Regions from separate parts of the Mus musculus genome. Here region 1 is linked to region 2. A link is a contact called in ENCODE Hi-C or POLR2A ChIA-PET data. All regions are on one chromosome and are shown on one strand. Each heading gives the region's core, a stretch centred on a gene start or an enhancer-like site at or near the end of the contact. The rest is flanking DNA. Distances are from core to core; before and after follow the strand shown.

Region 1 (4,459 bases), core at 1,318-3,817, 320 kb after region 2:
CACTAACAGCTGCTATACTTACAACCTTTTAAAACAAGCTCCAACAGGGCCATACCTTCTAATCGTGCCACTCCTTGGGCAGAGCATATACACACCATCACATTCTGCTTCCTGGCCCCCATAGGCTTGTCCAAACATATGAATCTATGGGGGCCATACCTAAACATAGCATAATAAAACCATCACAGTGTATGAGCATGTAACTGAGGCACTATAGAAAAATAATATAGAAAGACAGGTGTAATTATGGAGGTGGGGGAAAAGACCCTTACTCTGGAGGCTAGTTGGAGTCTGTCTTCAGTTGAGAGTTAAGGATTCCAGCATAATTAACACTTACTGTGATGTTGCAGACATAGAAACAATACTCATTTTAAAACTGTAAAAATAACAACAAAAACAAAACACCCAATAGAAAGAGTGCATAAGACATCATGTATGTTCTCAGTCCTTGATATTTTAAGAAGCTTTCACAAACGTGTCTTTTTTTTTTTTTTTTTTTTTTTTTTTTTTTTTTGGTAAACTTTTATCTTAACTTTCTGCACCCCTAGGTCGCTTTACATTGTGAGTTGTAATCCTATTCAAGACTCCACAGGAGCTCTAATCCCATTTACGTTCCTTAATGAACCTTTAAAGATTACTGAAAACCCACCCCAAAATGTATGTGTGGCTACTATAAAGACAATGAAGTGTGATTCTCTCTTGAGGAGCCCACAGCCATGTTCTCAGATGAGATTTATACATTCTCTGAGTCCCTTTCATTTCTATTTAAGTCTATGCTTAAACTCTATGTTTAAATGCCTTTTAATACACATCAAGTGGGCTTCATATTGGATCTTATTGAAGGGAAGGAAGGCTGTTCTCACAGCAAGTTTTAGGGCAACTAGTGTGCAACCCAAGGAACCACATCTCAAAAGCAATCATTTTATCAAGTGCACTGCTGGTGTGACTTAATCAGGTATTTAGTTTATGTGTATTTAGTTTCCTTGCAGTGGTTTGAATAGGAACAGCCTCTGGACCCTGAGTGTGAAGGATTGGCCCAAAGGGAGTAGCACTATTAGGGAGGGTGTGGCTTAAATGGAGGAGGTGCTGACTAGGGAGAGGGCCTTGGGGTCTAAGGAGCTAATTCACTTCCCTGCTGTCTCTGATGTCGAACTCTAAGCTCCTCCAGTATCATGTCTGCCTGGTTGCTGCCATGTTTCCTGCCAGGAGCATAACGGGCTAAACCTCTGAAACTGTAAGCCAACCCCAAATAAATGTATTCTTTATAAGAGTTGCCATGGTCTACTTCGAAGCTATTGTTAACTCTATTGAAATCCTAAGAAACTGGTTACACACTGCACACAACTTTACTTTAGAATTCTCATTATAATTTAGGATGAATCTCACAGAGTGAAATTGCCGGACCTAAGGAGGTGAATGTTTTAAATAGTCTTAAAACATCCTGCTTATGTAGATGGAAAATACACAGCTCTCACCTCAAAAGGACAAAGAGTTTATTCTAAAGCCAATATGAGGAACCATGACCTGAAAACAAAGACTTGGGCTATTCCAAATACCAATGTCCCAATGTGATAACAATTTCATGAAACTTTTATATACATAGAAGATGGTCATAAATCAAAATACTTTCCAAATACATACAAGGCAGTTTAGAAGAGCGGGACAAAATTGGGAGCTCCTCGCCCAGTGCAGTTGCTTTTTTCCAGTAGAGAAGGAAAAAAAAAAAAAAAAAAAAGAAAAAGAAAAAAAAAAAAAAACACAATTAAGAGATGCTTACTTCCCAGTTATAACTCTGTTAATTTTCTAGGAATTTCACCAGAAACCCCATTTATAGGGAAGCTATTAAACTCCTTTAGCAACCGCATCTGTTCTTGCTTTCAATTTTATCTTATTATAATCCCATCCAGGAATCTTATGAGCCACTTAATACATCTTGATTATCAGGAAGACAGAAAAGAGGTCATAACAACCTTTGACTATAACACTGGCGAGCCACTAAAATGAGCCACTGTAGCCTCAACTCACTGTAAATTATGACTGGACAATGAGGTGCATGGATTGGGACACTCCTTTAACAACTCACTTGGTCATGAGCTTTGGGGTACAACTCTTATTGCATGCACTGAATAATGTGAATTTAAGTACAAAATCAAAACAAGATTAAACCAAGGCGGGGGCGGGGGTGCGTCTTCCCGGTGACATTAATTTCTAAATGAAAACTCAATAACAAAATTCTGGCCTGCAACTCTGCCAGAAATGTGCACCAACCGGCTCATTCTAACCCCAGGAAGGAAGTTTTGTGTCTGCAAATCTAGACTTGAGAACACGATCGCTCAAAATTGCGACGGTGCACATTCCTCCCCTTTACAAAAGGAATCAGCCTGGTGGAGGGGAAAAGGGAAAACCGATTATTCGTAAGCCAGGCGCAATTAGTACTATTTTGAAACTTTCCAGTCTAGAGAAGAGACAGGTGACAAAACCAGAAGCTTTCACCCTGGCAACTTCCCTTCAAACCGGTGACAGTGCGCATGCGTAGTGTCCATTCCAGGGCCTAGCCCCTCCTTCCTGGGGCGAACTGCGCAAGCGCACGCGCAGGCTCTCCCGGTACGGAGCTCAGCTGATGCAGTTGTTGTGCTACCCCTCCCCCGCAGCTCTCCCGGCTGCACTCTACCGGCGCTCGGCCCGGCCCCGGGACCGGGACGCTGTGACCCTGTCCTGCGGCCCGCACGCACCGGAGCATCCCGGGACCGCGCAGCACTCCGCGTGCGGGTGAGCGACCCGGGCCGTGGGGCCCACGTCCCCTGCCCGAGCGGTGAGGGAGGCCGCGGCGAGCCGGGTGCGGGGTTGTCACCGCGGGGGCCTTGGCTTCGCTCCCGGGGTGGCTCGGGCGGCGCCAGGGCCCTTGATCTGAGCGGCCGAGTAGCTCTGGGGCTTGACAGTTGTAGTTGCAAGGTGACTCGGATGTTGATTTCTTCCGGGGGTTTGTTTGCCTGTGATGCCCTTTGAAAAGCGCTCGTTTCCGTCTCCCTTGAGCCCCTCAGAACTAACCCCAGGTCTGCACACAAACAGGTGACACATCTCAGTTGCATGCGCTGCTGAATTTATCTTTTTCCCAGTTTCTAGAGCATCTGAGAACCGTGTTGAGTTCACAAGACCGCGGTATAAACATTGAGAGCCCGGGGAGGAGACGAAGGGGATCTACCACTCCCTTTAAAAACCTCAAGTAAGTTTCCAAAATGACAGGGGTTACACTTGTCAATAGCCTCAAGAAAAGCTAAGCAAGAAGGCTAGGATTCAAGTGACTGCTTAATCTGGTGTGTACCCAAACCCACCTTCAGCAGAATATGTCAAGGTTACTGTGGGTCTGAGTAAGGCAGCCAGCGGAGACCAGAACCACTTAGCTGTCCCTAGCCTTTTGCCATAAAGGCTCCCATTTGTGGGACACAGTTTTCACCCCTGTGATGACACCACGTGTTGTCTAGTGTCAGCTGATTCTAAACCACCCTGTGTACTCCAAAGCTTCCAAGGTCACAGTGTAAGGAGCCGGTACTGATTACAATTCACCCCTGTGCACCTGTGGCTGCCAAGTGTTGGCTTGGCTCTGACTCGCTGTCATTGAGCCACAGTAAGATACTGTGTGTGTGTAAGTCACAATCACTGATATTTCTGAGCTATGGTACACAGTGTGTACACAGAACTTCTGAAAGTATATTTATTCATTTTTTTTTACTCCTTTTCTATATGACTCAAGTTTTTAAATTTAATATTGCTGTCTACACAGTGAGTGAATTCAACAAGTAGCATTCAGATTTTGAAAAGCAGATATGAATTTCCTTCATCTGGGGTGACCTGAATCACTTAGTATCATTTTATTTTTTAATGAAAAATATTAAATTAAAAGTAGTATCTGTGATTGTGTAGTTCGTATTTTGAATCTGATAAGTGATGGATAACCGCAGGGAGAATGGAATTGTACCATTTAAAATTTTTGTTTGCTTTTTCTATTATTTTGTCTCTCAGAAAACCGGCATGTTGTATTATGTGGCTTTTCATGTTCTTTTCAGTCATGTACTTCTAGGGTTTTATTGACAACTAAAGGAGTATGAATTTAAGTGAGTGAAATGAGTCACTTTGAAGTTAGCTGGTGATATACATATCTGTTGTAACAGGCCAACAAGTTCACCTGCAGTGCCAACTGGTTTATAGTTAAAATATGTTTTTCTCTACAAAAAACTAAAACCATATTTCTGTTTTGAACATGCTAAGAAAGCCTAGCATCTCCATTGACACTGTAAACTTTTGCCAACTGTTACCATTTTAAACATTGTTCACATTACAAGTCTTACAGGATTTGGTTTCATAATGTTCTGTTAGAAAAGTACTTTCTGAATGCTACAAATGGTTTCCTTGTATCAGACATTACTTTGGTTGAACATAATTTTAATCCTACAAGTAATTT
Region 2 (4,797 bases), core at 1,326-3,825:
TCACTGGAGCAGATGTCCTCAGCTTCTCTGTTCTCTTCTTCCCATTCCCTTCCTGCCCCTCCTCCCTCTCCCTCTCCCTCTCCCTCTCCCTCTCCCTCTCCCTCTCCCCCTTACCCCTCCCCCTCCTCCTCCCCCTCCCCCCTCAGTTATATCAAATTTGCTTCTCATCAAATTATAGACAAGATTCTATCACCTTTGCATTTTTTAGTTATAATGTATTCTGTTCTGTCCTAACTCCTTTGAGAACTGTTCCCAACTCATTTTAGATTTAGTAACATCTCCCTTCCTTTCAGTGGATAAATACATGAAGAAATTATTATTTTGCTCAGCAGGTTAAATGTTCCAATATTTCCCAAGAAACAAAGAATCATCATAAAATACATAGTACCACCATCCTCCCACTAGCTTCTATTTGCACAACAGTTGACAATGTATGACTTAGTTTCTCATAACCCACTTGATTTCATCATACCATGTATGGATAGTCAAAGGCAAGTACAATCACACAGTAGGCAGCTACTGATGGAGGGGTGAGAACACCGTCGAACTATTCTTAGAGCAGGCTACAACTGAACCTGGTGCTGGAATCAAGGTCTAATTGGCTTGTATTCCGGCTATGACATTAATATTGACATGTATTGGTACCTCAAAGGCAGCACAGCACAGGATCTCTATGTTCTTTTCCGTCTGAATTGCTACTTGGCTCATGTTCCTTTGATAGTACAAATTTCAACTAGCCCAGCTCTGTTGCCCCGAGAAGCTCTTTCTAAATTTCCAAGTACTACCAACTACTATAAATTTAGAATAGAAAAAATAAAACACACTTTCAATTCTTTGTTTAAAATCAAACGAATTTGACTTTTGTCTTTAGTCCCCTAAGTAGCTGATCTTTAAAGTCTTACCAAGTTCGCAAGAATGACTTTGCTTTGACTAATCTGTGCCTGTATTTGCGCGTGTACAAGAGTGCATTAGTATATTATGCGATTCTCCAAGGTAAAGGGTGTTTTGTCTTTAAGTGATTTTCTGTTCAATGCCTCACCACGTTGCTTGGATGTATGAACCTTCTTTAAACCTTTAGTCATCGGTGTGATTCTGGCGTAAATGGATCTGCCTCCTCAGCAGGTCGGTCGGAGGACTGAAGCCAGAAGACCCACTCTGCCTGGACTGTGATCTGGACACTTTTTCTTTCTATCTTGTTCCTATCTTGATATTTGGCATCACTCAGGAACTCTCAAGTCATCCTCAGCTATAAGCGAGGAGAATAGCTCCTCCACTTGTCTCCGGTGAGTGTGTGAAGTTTCTGGTAGGCTCAGGAATTCCGTCTTCCATAGTGGTTGGAGAGCATCCACCCACCCTCAGCAGAGAGGGGAGCCTGGAGCTCTAAGGTTTTGTTGTTTCCCTGTGTGTTCTGCTTCTACAGCGCTTTGCCGGGAGAGTCTGAGGAGCAGTGAGTTGCTACTTTTCTTGTTTTGTCAAAAAAACAAAGCGAAAAGACTTCTTTCCCGGAAAGAAAAGTTTCTAAACCTCCATGTTAATCACTCCACGGCGTAAAAGATCACTTTGAATCACTCGTTACAAATTGCACTATCCAGTTTTCCCTGTTAGAGCTGCCTGCACAGGGCTTGACCCTGGTGTCCCACACACCACAAAGCTATGCTTAATACATTTAAATCTCTCTCTCTCTCTCTCTCTCTCTCTCTCTGTGTGTGTGTGTGTGTGTGTGTGTGTGTTTGCCAAAACACCGCATTAAAAAAAAAAAAAAAAAGAACTGTCTACCTGTATATTGCTAGAATGTCATTTTAGAAAGTCTAAGACTGGAAACCCAGATTTTAAAAGCACTTCACTTTGTAATGAAAGTACAGCGCTGCCCTCATTCACTGCCGAGCGGCTAGAGAAACAATCACCCAGTGACTCACTGTTGCCTCTTAGTTATGTTGTTCTTTCCTAATGGCATAGGACATGACCTAATTCGCTTGCAGGGATCATACTTTTGACCTGGGGATCCTGGCATAATCAGGACCAGTTGGAAACACAGAGGCTCCTTCAGGAGCCCTTAGCTCGCTCCGGATCATAGTCCCAGATCTGGAGATAGAGCAAAGGACAACTCTGTCCCACTTACCGGTCTTCCACAGATAGAGGGTGGGCACCTCGGTGTCTCCCTGCGCCGCAGCCCCGCGGGCGCCAGAGCTCAGCAGGAGTAGCAAGAGCAGTGGCAACCGCAGCAGCTGCAGGACGCCCCGGCTCGGGGACGCCAGGCGCCCGGCTCGCAACCCCATGCTGTCCGCAGCCGCTCCAGCCTCCGGAGCCGCACCACTCTCGCAGGGGACGGTCTTTCCTTCTCCACCAGTAGAGAAAGCAAAGCTCTCCCTGCTTCTATTGTTCGCTCCAGATGAAAAGCAGCCAAAGAGCAACTAACACTAGGGAACAATAGCATCAGCGGCGGCCGTGGACGCCACCGCCGCCGCCGCTGGCTGGCGGGGATGCTGGCGGGGATGCTGCCGCCGCTGCCATGGCGCGCAGACTGGCAGGTCCTAGCGGCGAGGGACACAGCCGGCCGCAGGGGGCCCCAGCTGACAGAGCCGGCCCAGAGCTCTGAGAGGAGCAGCCCCCGCCGCCAGCTGTAGGGAAGGGAGGGGAGAAGAGAGAGCTGAGAAGAGCCAAGGGGACCCGAGGGGACCACCGGCGGGGGGCAGCGAGGGCACAGGGCCAGCACCCAGACCCCACGCGCCCGCCCCGAGAACTCCCCGGCACATGGTGCGCTGAAATATGTTCACAAGGATACACCAATAAAAGGCATCATCACGGGGCAGGCTTCAGGATGACGAATAACTGACATTGAAATTCATCGTCACCCAAGGAGTCAAATGCTGATCTAGTGGCGTGTTATTCTCCCTGCATATTTACACAAAGCATCAGCCTTGGTCATTTATTCTGAAGCCGCCGTGCCTTCTGAATTACTTTATGAGAAGAGCGGTACTTATGAACCTGATAGGGAACAGACCAGGGCTCACTATCAAAAGGAACTTGAGCACTTCCGTGTTTTTTGTTTTTTGTTTTTGTTATTTTTTTAACTTCAGCCCATCCTCAGTAACAATGTGACCGTGGTTAATATGTGTCAAAGTCAACACATTGTCTTGTAACTGCCTTTGAAAGCGACTTCGTACTTAAAAGTGTGCACGACGCTGTCTAATTGCATGAATAAGAATGTACAAACACTGCCAGTATATTCTGTTTTAATGATGAAGTGCATAAAAGTTCCATTCCTTTCTCTTCCATCACTATTGAAAACGCACTACTAAGGACCAGAGGTGGGGATAAAAATTAAGCCGCAAATGAGTCAGTAGCAGCAGTTGGCTTCCACCCAGTTAATAACTATTTCTACTTAAATTTCATTCCTGAGACAAATACTAATTCTTTTAAGTGCTTTTTCACAACCAAAACAAGAAACCACATGGCTTGTACCTTTTGTTCTCTATTTTATTAGATCAGGCCTAACAGAAGAATGTGTGCAGTCAGATAAAGCTTTGTCCCTTTTTTCCCCCACTCACAATAACAGTCTTTTATTATTAATTCATTTCCTTGTAACGCTTAAATAGTATCAAGGCAGTTAGCCAATTAAAACAAAGCAAAACAACAACAACACCAAAATTCCCCAGCAACCAAAAGCTAAGGATAACTATGGTCATTTGGTTGCCTGTCTTACACCAAATACAATACAATTTAAAAGGCAGAAAAACTTCTCTTAGTGACTTCACCCCCAAGGACCCAATAACCCATGAGTCTGAAATGAGAAAGCTACAGTTTCTTAGGGAGGAAAGCTTCCTTCCAGAAGGCTCCCTGGAGATGTGTGTCATTTTGCTGAGCTTTCCAGACATAACCCTTCTGCATGCATTAGATTAAAAGCAGGTTTGATCAAATAATTCCCAGGTCCTGCCTGTTTAAGTATTCTGACATCAGAGGAAATTAGCTGCATTCACGGTTGCAAATTTGGTCTTTGTTTACTTTTCACTCTGTTAGGCCTCTAAGAGGGAATTAAAAGCTCAGAGAGTCCTGGCCCTGGGCTTGTGATTAGAGGCGATAAGCCACTGTGGCTTACTGTTTCTACACTGGTGAAAAATAGGCAGTGATCAAAAGATTATAGGTTGATAGGGATACAAAGGCAGGCTGGTCCTAACTAATGTATACCCCCCTGAAGGAGCAAGTCCTTCAATATTCACACTGCCAAAGAAGAAAAAGACCTGCCATTGCCTCCTAGGTTCTGTCCTTCAGAAATGGCTCCTCCATGCAATACCACTCTGCATGGAAGCCTCTTCCTTTCCCTTCTATTTGTATTTCTCAGTTGTCGTTAGTGCTCATCCCTGAAGGTCTTCAACCGTGAATGGAATTGTAGATTCTGCGTTATTAATGCCCATTCATAGTGTTCTCCATAAGCCCCAAGTCAATTTACCAGGTGGAGGCTCCGTGTATAACAGAATACGGAGGGTGGAAGAAGGTAAATTCGTTAATTTGCAAGTTGACCACCTACCTCCCAAAAGCCATCAGATGTCACACTCCATATCTTAGTGTAAGTAATAATAATAATAATAATAATAATAATAATAATAATAATAATAATAATTGATTTTTCTTATGTATCCAGGATTGTATAATAATTACTTATCCATTCCAGAGACTAAACATGACAACTCTAATATCAAGGCTAACTTCTAAATCTACACCTGTTGTCATTTAAAACACACAAGAAGGATAACATGTTGTGCATGTTGTGGGTTTGAAATTTGTCCTGGGTTGGCTCTT

What was found. A loop is a pair of places that touch in the nucleus more often than their neighbours do. ChIA-PET counts read pairs that join two places held with the same protein, here RNA polymerase II (POLR2A).
Region 1: a loop to region 2 is called in a map of heart, with 4 times the contacts of the local background. The contact joins the promoter of Tmem106b here to the promoter of Thsd7a in region 2. A Hi-C loop is called at or near these places in 5 of 37 maps with a recorded cell type or tissue (heart and left cerebral cortex). POLR2A ChIA-PET finds 5 or more read pairs at or near these places in 1 of 5 experiments (Patski).

Annotation. Positions count from the first base shown.
Region 1 is chr6:13,067,192-13,071,650 of GRCm38, forward strand. It overlaps Tmem106b (transmembrane protein 106B), which reads left to right and starts at 2,568. Exons shown (of 9, transcript NM_027992.3): 1 at 2,568-2,769; 2 at 3,117-3,223.
Region 2 is chr6:12,746,678-12,751,474 of GRCm38, forward strand. Thsd7a (thrombospondin, type I, domain containing 7A) reads right to left here and starts at 2,576. Exons shown (of 28, transcript NM_001164805.1): 1 at 2,120-2,576. The coding sequence starts at 2,276.